Linked DNA regions of Homo sapiens: region 1 is linked to region 2. Evidence: chromatin contacts called from ENCODE Hi-C or POLR2A ChIA-PET data. All regions are on one chromosome and are shown on one strand. Each heading gives the region's core, a stretch centred on a gene start or an enhancer-like site at or near the end of the contact. The rest is flanking DNA. Distances are from core to core; before and after follow the strand shown.

The links. A loop is a pair of places that touch in the nucleus more often than their neighbours do. ChIA-PET counts read pairs that join two places held with the same protein, here RNA polymerase II (POLR2A). Pooled maps may share reads with other maps.
Region 1: a loop to region 2 is called in a pooled map, with 4 times the contacts of the local background. The contact joins two enhancer-like sites. A Hi-C loop is called at or near these places in 1 of 168 maps with a recorded cell type or tissue (naive thymus-derived CD4-positive, alpha-beta T cell), 1 of 37 single-sample maps with no recorded cell type and 11 of 50 pooled maps. POLR2A ChIA-PET finds 5 or more read pairs at or near these places in 4 of 52 experiments (H1, PC-9, T-cell and 1 more).

Annotation. Positions count from the first base shown.
Region 1 is chr14:75,539,841-75,545,457 of GRCh38, reverse strand. All of the region lies in intron 2 of BATF (basic leucine zipper ATF-like transcription factor), which reads right to left. Among named protein-coding and RNA genes, the nearest start is that of BATF, 20 kb to the right of the region's middle. Within about 2 kb of position 3,402, at least 24 of the 41 ENCODE cell types and tissues checked have a DNase peak (open chromatin) inside an H3K27ac peak, as active enhancers do; they include PC-9, where a contact is called at or near this core.
Region 2 is chr14:75,256,229-75,261,694 of GRCh38, reverse strand. No RefSeq gene overlaps it. Among named protein-coding and RNA genes, the nearest start is that of FOS, 20 kb to the left of the region's middle. RefSeq lists enhancers at 2,134-2,393, 2,574-3,552, 1,400-3,974, 4,252-4,751, 4,646-4,815. Within about 2 kb of position 2,619, at least 37 of the 41 ENCODE cell types and tissues checked have a DNase peak (open chromatin) inside an H3K27ac peak, as active enhancers do; they include PC-9, where a contact is called at or near this core.

The sequences.
Region 1 (5,617 bases), core at 2,153-4,652, 280 kb before region 2:
TTCGAGACCAGCCTGGCCAACATGGTGAAACCCTGTCTCTAAAAATACAAAAAAAAAAAAAAAAAAAAATTAACCAGGCGTGGTGGTGCACACCTGTAATCCCAGCTACCCGGGAGGCTCGGGGAAGAGAATTGCTGAAACCCAGGAGGCAGAGGCTGCAGTGAGCCGAGATCATGCCACTGCACTCCAGCCTGGGTGACAAAGCAAGACTCCATCTCAAAAATAAAAATAAAAATAAAAATGAAATAAATAAATACTAAATGGTCAAAGTCTGCTACAACGTTTTGTTCCACCCTGTCCGGCCTACCAGAAAGCATTCTGACGGTATTTTGGGGGTGTCCCAAGCCTGTGAGCTTCTCTTTTTTCTGGAAACTCTTTTCCCTGTTGCTTGGGGGAACCATCAAATACATGCTAATCAGAAAAATGCCTGCTAAGAAGTGCTGATTTCTGATCACATCATTAATTAATCAACAATTGCAATCTGGTAATTAGCAATTATGGAAAAGCAATCCCATCCTCAGAAAGCCCAGGAGATCGCAATTCCGGTATAATTTTAAGGTTTACATTATTCGACTCAACCAAACAGACTTTCTCTGCTAAGCATTGGTAACCACAGAGGAAAGGCAAATATCATTGGAGATGCAAAAAAAAAAAAAAAAAAAAAATTTCAGTTCAAAAGGCAACCTGATATTTGGAGACCAGGTCTTACCTTTCTAAATCTATTTGGATTAGGTCAGTATTTCCCAAACTTGCCATATCATGAGAATTAATTTGAAGGCTTGTTAAGAATAGAATTTCAGGCCCATCCTAAAATCTAGGAATGTGAATCAGTGGTTTTGGGATTTGCGGAGTGAAGTCTGCAGATCTGAATTTTTTTTTTTTTTTTTTTTTTTTTGAGACAGTCTCACTCTGTCACCCAGGCTGGAGTGCAGTAGTGTGATCTTGGCTCACTGCAACCTCTGCCTCCCAGGTTCAAGCAGTTCTCCTGCCTCAACCTCCCGAGTTGCTGGGATTACAGGCAGGCACCACCACGCCTGGCTAGTTTTTGTATTTTTAGTAGAGACGGGGTTTCACCATGTTGGCCAGGCTGGTCTTGAACTCCTGACCTCAGGGGATCTGCCCACCTTGGTCTCCCAAAGTGCTGGGATTACAGGCGTGAGCCACCATGCCTGGCTGCAGAGCTGAATTAAAAAAATAATAATAATTTTTTTTTTAAATCCTAGCCACTAGACTACTAGGGAGTGAAATTTGGATTTTTAACTAGTGCCACAGGTCATTCTAATGATCAGGCAAGTTGGAAAGCACTAGTTAAATATTATTTTAAATTTGTTTTAATTATTCAAGCACTTATTAAATGCCTATTTGTTAATGCCTGGCTCAATGCCTGGCACATAGTATGAACTCAGATGTTTGTTGACTGACAGACTTATGACATCATCTGCTGGAATGAAGAAGGTAACTCAAAAATAGGGTGGGTGGTGAGCAGATGTAAGATAACTTGACATTTAAAATTTGCCCTAAATAGGCTGGGTGCAGTGGCTCACACCTATAATCCCAGCACTTTGGGAGGCCGAGGTGAGAGGATCGCTTGAGCCCAGCAGTTTTTTGGTTTTTTGGGTTTTTTTTTTTGAGACAGTCTTGCTCTGTCTCCCAGGCTGGAGTACAATGGTGCGATCTCAGCTCACTGCAACCTCTACCTCCTGAGAGCCCAGGAGTTTAAGACCAGCCTGTGCAACATTATTGAGACCCAGTATCTACAATAATAAAAATAAAAGAAAATTAGCTATGGAGCACCAGGGGTTGGAGGCTGCAGTGAGCCATGATCATGCCACTGCACTCCAGCCTCACTGATGGAGTGAGGTCCTCTCTCAAAAAATAAAATAAAATAATAAAATAAAATTTGCCCTAACGAATCCATCAGGTGCATGAGCTGTAGGCTAATGAGGTTAATCGGTTATACTGTCAATCATCTTAAACCCCACATCCTGGGGGGGGTCTTTCTAAATGGCAGAGAAGCATATACCAACATGGCCTTGCTCATCAAGCCAGGTTCCATCATCTGTGAAGGACAGACACAAGCATGCTCAGCCTCAACCTGGCATTTCTTGAATGGGGCTCTGAGCTAGAAAGTGTGCCAAGGTCAGTACAAAGGAAGCCCCTCTAAAACGGGGCAGAGGAGTTATCAAGAGCCACGATGATGGAGTCACAGCCCTGCCTTCTGCAAGGTGTGGCCGGCTCATTCATTTTACCATTTGGGTATTTCCTGGCACATCCCAGAAGGAGGGCATCCCCTCTTTACCGAAAGGTAAGATCAAGCAACACGATGAGACTAGGGGGTGTTGGTAAGACGGGAACTGGGGGCCGGGAGTCCTGGCTCCTTCCTCTAGCCCTTTTCTTCGCCCCCTCTGAGAGTTTCCACTGGTGACAACATTTACTGTAAATTCTGTGCTCTGAAGAGCCTGGGCAAACCCCGAGGCAGAAGGGAGGGCCACTCTGACCTTCTCCCCGCCTAGAGGCTGGCCCAGCTTTCGGGAAGTGACAGCGGGTCCTTCCTCCCTAAGCAAGCTCTGCTGAGCTCACTCTAGCTCTGTCGTCTGCCTCCCCCTCCCTGGCTTGCAGATCCCAGAGCTCTAGGCAAAGTTTGTAACCGCTGCCTGCTGCCTCTAACCAGAAAACCACCGCCAGTGATAAGAAACTTGTCTTTACCTTGGGAAGCAAGAGTGCTTCCTGCTAGGGCCCCCAAGAAACCTGCCCTGCCAGCCCAGGGACCGTGCAGCCAGCCTGACACTTATGAGAGAAAGGGTTTGACTTCCCTTGCAGGAGGAAGTGGCTGATCTGGGGCCTCGTCCCTCCATGTCCCTGCTATTGCCCAGTCCCCTCTGGCCCTCCTTGGGGCAGTCATGCCCTGGAAAGGGCTCGCCCAGCTGAAGGGACAACTGGCAAAGGTGGCATGAGAGCAGCTGTTTATCCAGAGGTACAACAGTGACATCCCCTAACAATGAGGGCTGGACACCTAGAGCACAGTGAGGCTGGGAGGAAATGCAGCTTCTCCCATATGCATGTCTTCTGCTACTGAGAGGGGTGGGGGTGAGCCTGCATTTGGGCATCCATGTACCCATCTTTCTCCTATTCAGAATTCATCCAGGTCCATCAGACTCCTCACAATAACGCTCTGTGTGGGATAGGGAAGGTCAGCTGTTATTATCCCCACTCTACAGATGAGGACAACTGAGACCCTGGGACAAACCTATGCCACATACCCTCCAAAATGACCACAGGCTGGTGACAGCTGTGCTATAGGATTCACCTCAAGGCACTTGTTTTCTCAGAAGTTCAGAAACTTTGAGTGTTTGATGCAAAGACTCATTGCCCGCGAGGGAGGCGCAGAGCAGGGCTTGGCTCGGGGCCCTGTGTTCCTTCTCTCACACTGACTGCTTCCCCCGAGAGACTGGAGACTTGAGTGGGCAAAGGTCTCCCGAGAACACTAGAAAGTTGGCCAGGTGCTGTGGCTCACGCCTGTAATCCCAGCACTTTGGGAGGCTGAGGTGGGCAGATCACTTGAGGTCAGGAATTCAAGACCAGCCTGGCCAGCATGGTGAAGCCCTGTCTCTACAAAAAATACAAAAATTAGCCGGGCGTGGTGGCGCATGCCTGTAGTCCCAGCAACTCCGGAGGCTGAGGCAGGAGAATCACTTGAACCTGGGAGGCAGAAGTTGCAGTGAGCCAAGATTTTACCATTGTAGTTCAGCCTGGGCAACCCAGCAAGACTCTGTCTCAAAAAACAAAACAAAACAAAACAAAAAAATAAGTCCTTGGCTACCCTGTTGTCTCCCAGGAGAAAGCTGGGTCTCGGTTTTGGTGACCCACACACAACACAACACAACACAAGATCCCTGAGTCACTCACATTCTTCCAATCATAGAGCTGACCATCTGCCTCCTGGGCTGCATGGAGAGGGGGTCACCTGGCCAGATATTCTGGACAAGGGCTGACTCGAGGCCAGACCTTCCTCCAGACACAGAGCCAGGTCCTGAACTCATGACCACGGTGAGCTCCATCAGCGGTAAATGGGAATAGGAACTTGGGCCCTGGTCCTGGCTGGGTGATCCTCAGTGACTCGATTTCCCTATTCAGCTCCAGTTGCCTCACTTTAAAATGGAAAGACTGGACCAAAACAATGATTCTCAACCTCATCCACACACTGGGGTCCCCTGGGGAGCTTTAGCAATCCTGATGCCTGATTCTGATCTAATAGGTCTAAGGTGTAACCTGGCTCAATTTATACGAAAAAGGTGGATAGAAACCAAAATTTTTTTAAAAAAATAGCCTAGGTTAACTTAACTATCATTTATTTGTTTATTTAATTTTTGAGACAGAGTCTCTCTCTGTTGCCCAGACTGGGAGTGCAGTGGTGCAATCTCAGCTCACCGCAACCTCTGCCTCCCTGGTTCAAGCAATTCTCCCCACCTCAGCCTTCTGGGTAGCTGGGGTTACAGGTGCCCGCCAATACACTTGGCTAACTTTTTGTATTTCTAGTAGAGACGGGGTTTCACCATGTTGGCCAGGCTGGTTTTGAACTTCTGACCGCAAGTGATCCGCCTGCCTCAGCCTCCCAAAGTTCTGGGATTTCAGGCGTGAATCATCCATGCCTGGCCAATAACTAACATTTATTGAATACTTCCGTGTGCCAATCACTCTTTTAAGTATTTTATGGTTATCATTACATTTGATATTTTCAACAAACTTGTGTGGTAGAAAATATTATCTCCGTTTTACAGAAGAGGAAAAACAGAGGAACAGAGAAGTTAAGTCACTGGCTCAAGATCACGCAGCTTGGAAGTTGCAGCACCGGTACTTGAATTGAGGCACTCTGGCTTCAGAGTCTGTGCCCTCCATCCTTTCTTGCCTTTAAAGTCTGTTTAAACGTTATACTGTTTGACAGTTCTCTCCTATGAGATAATTCCTCAGCCCCGGTGGCTTTCCAATTTTATCTTCCCTCTTTTCCCACCTCAGGCAAATCCCTCACCTGTGGGGTCATTTGATGCCACCTACCTCTACCATGAACCGCAAGCAGCTTGGGGGTGGCTAAGGAAGAGGCTTCCTGGGGGCGTGGGAACATTCTGGGAAATCCCCTACTGGAGGGGCTTAGGAGGGGGTCACTCACAGAGCGCTTCAACGATGGGGAATCCCCAGGCAGTTCCCTCACCCGCCGGGAGCCATTAGGGACGAAGACCAAGGACAAGGCTGGCATTTCCTAGCTGGGCCCTGGTGGGGACTGTCCAGGCACCCTGAGCAGGGCTGAGGCTTCCTCCCTACCAGCTCCAGTTTAGTGTCTTGGCCTTCTCCTTGCATTTTCTAATCACAATTTCCAGAAGGGTGAAAATAGTCCCTGTGTATTTTCTCCTCAACAGGACATGTAATCATGTATTGGCAGGGTGACCTTTTGGCTCCCACCTACACTTAAGTGGCGTTCGAAGCTTATCCCTCACACCCAGATATATGTTCAGGCTCCATCAGTTACCAGCCCCTGTACGTCACATGCAGAGGGTGGAGCCCGCCATTCCTGGAGCAGGCTTCCAACTGAAAAGTACGACTCTTCCCAAGCAGCGGGAGGATC
Region 2 (5,466 bases), core at 1,370-3,869:
GCTGAGGCAGGTGGATTGCCTGAGCTCATGAGTTCAAGACCAGCCCGGGGAACACGGTGAAACCCCGTCTCTACTAAAAATACAAAAAATTAGCCGGGCGTGGCAGTGTGCACCTGTAATCCCAGCTACTCGGGAGGCTGAGGCAGGAGAATTGCTTGAACCTGGGAGACGGAGGTTGTAGTGAGCCGAGATTGCGCCATTGCACTCCAGCCTGGGTGACAGAGCGAGATTCCATTGAAAGGAAGGAAGGAAGGAAGGAAGGAAGGAAGGAAGGAAGGAAGGAAGGAAGGAAGGAAGGAGGGAGGGAGGGAAAGGAGAGAGAAAGAAAAAAAAGAAAGAACTGGCCAGGCGCGGTGGCTCACGCCTGTAATCCCAGCAGCACTTTGGGAGGCCAAGGTGGGCAGATCACTTGAGGTCAGGAGTTCAAGACTAGCTTGGCCAATACGGCAAAACCCTGTCTCTACTAAAAATACAAAAATTAGCCAGACGTTGTGGCAGGCGCCTGTATTCCCAGCCACTTGGGAGGCTGAGGCAGGAGAATCACTTGAACCTGAGAGGTGGAAGTTGCAGTGAGCCAAGATCCTGCCACTACACTCCAGCCTGGGTGACAGAGCAAGACTCTGTCTCAAAAAAAAAAAAAAAAAAAAATTCTAAGACTGGGAGATGGAGAAGGACATGGAAATTTGGAGGTTATAACTGATGCCCTTGGACAGAATCATAAAATGGGTTCATATGCTAGAATCAAATCTAGGCACTTAGATATTCTGTCATCTTTCACCTTCCTCCCCTCTTCTTCATCCACACTGAGAAAATGCCCTCAGTCACCTCTTCCAGCTTTTCAGGTCATCTTCAATGTACAGTGTAAATATTATCTCGTTATTCCTCTTTCAGTGTAACCCAGATATATTGGCTCTCAGAGACCAAGACATGCTATATTCCTGGAAACATAAAGAGAGATGATAGAATTAGAAGGGATGTTTGATGGTCTAAAATGGATCTTATATCCGACTTTCAAATATTCCCTGGCAGTGTCAGGACAGAAGGGAGACTAGCCTAGCAATTTAATATATTTACTGGGTAAATAGTAAGCACTTGCAGTCCCTGACTTAATCAGAATGAAGTTCATTACGATAAAGAGCTGTGCCCTTTGGTCCTGTTTGCATTAAGCAGGCTCTTAATTTCATTTAATTTCACTACATCTCTGAAGGAAATTATAGGCTATAAGGCTAGCCAAAGAGTCGGAGGGGAGGACAGATAGCAAGCATATCCACCAGAGGAGATAGAGGAAAGGAGGTAGTGGGCTAAGATTAGAGCATAGAGGACAGAGATTCCCCTTATCAACCCCAATCTATGAAACTAATTTTACTTTCTTGTTTTTAACTTGACGTTTGTATCAGTCTCTCTCTTTCTCTCTGGGTTTTAGAAACATGTTATCAGGTCATCTAAACCTTTTATGAAACATTTCAGACTTGTACGTGCATGAGCTGGTGAAGATTTATTATATTTGACACCATAACTACAGATTTTAAGGCATTCTTTTAAGCGCAACTTGACTGAAACCCCTGAGGCTAGATCGCTATCTTTTGCCAGATGTTAACTTGGTTTCACTGATGGAAACCCAGGGTAAGGTTAAAACTGTTTCTGGACACATTCGTACCTTGGAATGTTTAACTCCATCAGTATATTAGTATTAGATATCAAGAAACCTGGGCTCTTGATCTGTGTTCATCTCTGTCTTCAATTTCTTTCTGTTTCTATTGGAGAAATCAAATGGTCCCCCCGATTTGAATTAAAACAGGCGGAGAGGAAAGAATAAGATCCAATGAGCCCATAAATAGAAGTACCCACCCAGGTCCTTTGGGATTCTTTGGTATCTATTCAGGTTACAAGAAATCTGCCCATCTCTGGGTGGGAATACGGATAAATGATGTCATTCAACAGAATTAGGACCAGACGGGGAAATGTATCCAAATCCTGCAGGGGGTAGCACTGAATGCAGGCTTTAGATATGGAAAGGCCTCCGAGTGCTCTCAAGCATAAACAAGAGTAACCGTGAAGGCAACACAGTTTCTGGGATGTGACTGAGAGGGTAACGGCACTTCTGAGATGTGCTGGGGGGTGGGAGCAGGGGTTATAACACCAAATATTGGGTTGTGACAGACGCCGGGCATGAGGGCCATAATTCCCACAATGGACTAGAGCACAGTGGAACTATGTCATCTGCTGGGCTGTAATCGGTAGGAGCAAGCTGCACGTTCAGCACGTTTTCTCCTGGATCCCATCCTTGGCGACCGATCTAGACCTCAGCCTCCAGGATCTGTTAGAGAAATAAACAAGTGGGAGACAACAACCAAAACAGCAACACAGTCGAGCGGGCGCGGGAGACGAAGCTCCGCCTTTGGAAGCCTCGGGCCAATCAGAAGCCTGTTGCTGGGGCCCGGTGTTTGGCCGCCTGACGTTCCCATGGAGACGGAAGAACGTTACACACCAAACACTGGCGACGTTGACGTCTATGCATTATATCCATGGAGACGACAGAGTAAACGTCATCCCCCCACACTTCCCCGCCTCCCTTAGCGCCAGGGGCTGAGGGAGCGACGCAGGCGTCGCCGTCACGTGCTGGACGCCAGGAGCGAAGCCCGGTGGGCGGGGCCTGTTGCTATGACTGCAGCTGCGGCTGTTTGGAGCTGCAATTAGAAAGTGCTGAGGTGGCAGTGGAGCCAGAACCGATTCTGGAACAGCTTCTCCCGCCCCCGGGCCAGAGAGGGTTCCCCAGCCCCTGGAAAGCCAGGACACCCCCTAGGCTGTCCCAGCACGCCTCAGCCTCAGGTCCTGAGCCAACATCTCTCTGCGCTGCCTGTGAATCCAGACTGTGACTCCAGACTGAGGGCCAAACCGAGACCACTCCCTCCACCGTCAGTTGGCCATAATTGTCAGGGTGACCTCCCCGACCGACCGTCTCCACCGACCGTCTCCTCCAGACAGCAGCCCACAGAACAGCCACCGACCAAACTGCCTTGCCCATGAGACAGGAGCAAAACCAGCTTAGAAAACTTTCCCACTGTTGGAGTAAAACCCAGAATTCTCCCAGAAAGGAGAAGCATAAGGAACTTTGAATTTATCTTTTATACTTTAAAAGCAGCAGAACTTGAGACATTCATTCCTCGGAGCTTTGTTGAAGAATTGAGGAAGGGGTGCTTAATAATCCCATTCAAGAATAGTTCCTCTGGAAGGGAGAGAAAACTCAGAAATCCCTGAGTACTGTGATACTCCAAAATGGGAAGGCCTGGAAAAACCTAGGTCATTAAAAACTGAAGCTTAAATTTCTACATTGCTTAATTTTGTCTCAACTGCACAAGCCAACAGAGTGTGAGAAATCTCTCTGCGTGCCAGCCTCCCTTTTCGTCACACAACTCTGGAAACAGTTATAGGAAGATTGCAGCAACAAATTGTAAACAAAACCAGGTCAAGAAACAGAGGAGAGGGCCAGGCAGGGTGGCTCAGGCCTATAATCCCAGCACTTTGGGCAGCTGAGGCAGGTGGATCACCTGAAGTCAGGAGTTCAAGACCAGCCTGGGCAACATGGCGAAACCTCCTCTCTAATTAAAAAATAAAAAATAAAAATAAAAATTAGCCAGGCTTGGTGGCGGGCGCCTGTAATCCCAGCTACTCGGGAGGGTGAGGCAGGAGGATCGCTTGAAACCAGGAGGCGGAGGTTGCAGTGAGTCAAGATCGCGCCACTGCACACTCCAGCCTGGGCGACAGAGCGAGACTCTGTCTCAAAAAAAAAGAAGAAAGAAACAGGAGTGAAAAGTTGAGATGACCATGTGAAGCCAGCCAACCTGAACAAAATGTAACTTTTGAATGATAAGGCACAGCTGAGCGGCCCAGACTTTGAATTTTCTCCAAATATCATGATCTTCCATCCTGGCTGAATTTAAATGGTGTCTTTTGTATTTGGGGGAAAGCAGAGGGGATATTATTTGCTGGAATTAAAAGCAAGCCATTTGGGTGAGCACATAGTCTGTTGCAGATGGTGGAGGCATAAAGAGGGATTTCATGTAAATGAATGGCATTCGGAGTTGGCCTGGGCTTTCTGCATTCCTCCACCAACACATATCCAATCCCATTGTCTATCTCTGAGAAATCAGCACCTCAGGGTCCCTTCCCTGTTACTCCATAGTAGCCCTCCCTGGGCCCCCATTCAGATATTTTGCCACCTGTCCACAGAGCATATCCGTTGCCTTTCAACATTCCCTTGCTCCATCCTCTGACCTACCTATTACTCACTTCCCCGACATCCTTCCCTAAACACTTCTTGACTCCCTTCCCACTCAATTGCCACTCCCCAGGATTTTACCCAGTTGATCATTGCTCCCCAAACCCTTGCCCCATCCACTCATCCCCACCATAAAGTTTTTCATGTCTGGTCCTTACTTAATAGAAGACAGTAGCTTATTGGAACTTCTGTCCAGTTCCAAGCAGAGGAAGAAGGGCACAGTGAGTGGAACAAAGCCATGATCAGCCCTTCAGGAAAAAAAAACCCTGGCCGGGCACAGTGGCTCACGCCTGTAATCCCATCACTTTGGGAGGCAGGCGAATCACTTGAAGCCAGGAGTTCGAGACCAGCCTGGCCAACATGGTGAAACCCTGTCTCCTAAAAATACAAAAGTTAGCCAGGTGTGGTAGTGCAGGCCTGTAGTCCCAGCTACTCAGGAGGCTGAGGCAGGAGAATTGCTTGAGCCTGGAAGGCAGAGATTGCAGTGAGCCAAGATCCCACCACTGCCCTCCAGGCTGGGCGACAGACTCTGACTCAAAAAAAGAAAAAAAAAAAAGGAGAAAAGAAAAAAGAAAAAAATATTGGCCGGGCGCAGTGGCTTACGCCTGTAATCCCAACACTTTGCGAGGCTGAGGCGGGTGGATCACCTAAGGTCAGGAGTTCGAGACCAGCCTGGCCAACATAGTGAAAACCCGTCTCTACTAAAAATACAAAAAATTTAGCCGGGCGTGGTGGCGCACACCTGTAATCCCAGCTACTTAAGAGGCTGAGGTAGGAGAATCACTTGAACCTGGGAGGCCGAGGTTGCAGTGAGCCGAGATTGCGCCACTGTACTCCATCCTGGGCAACAAAGTGAGACTCAGTCTCAAAAATAAATAAATAAATAAAAATAAAAACAAAAACCCAGATAGTAGTTGAGATTCATGCTATATATCCAACCATAATGCAGATTCTGCTTATTACAGGATTATGGGCAAGGTAGCAATTTACTAATTCTGGTATTTTCAGGGAAGAAATGACAATTTCTACTTTTTTCTGTCAACGAATGGTTAAGCTAGACTTCTCTTTTCTAAACTCCACCTAGAGCATAAAAGCAGCTGGAAAAGAGAGAAACTTCAAATTCAGGTTAATGAGAAAGCCTGATTTATGGGTAGATTAGATTGAATCAGTTTTTGACATGGAAATGA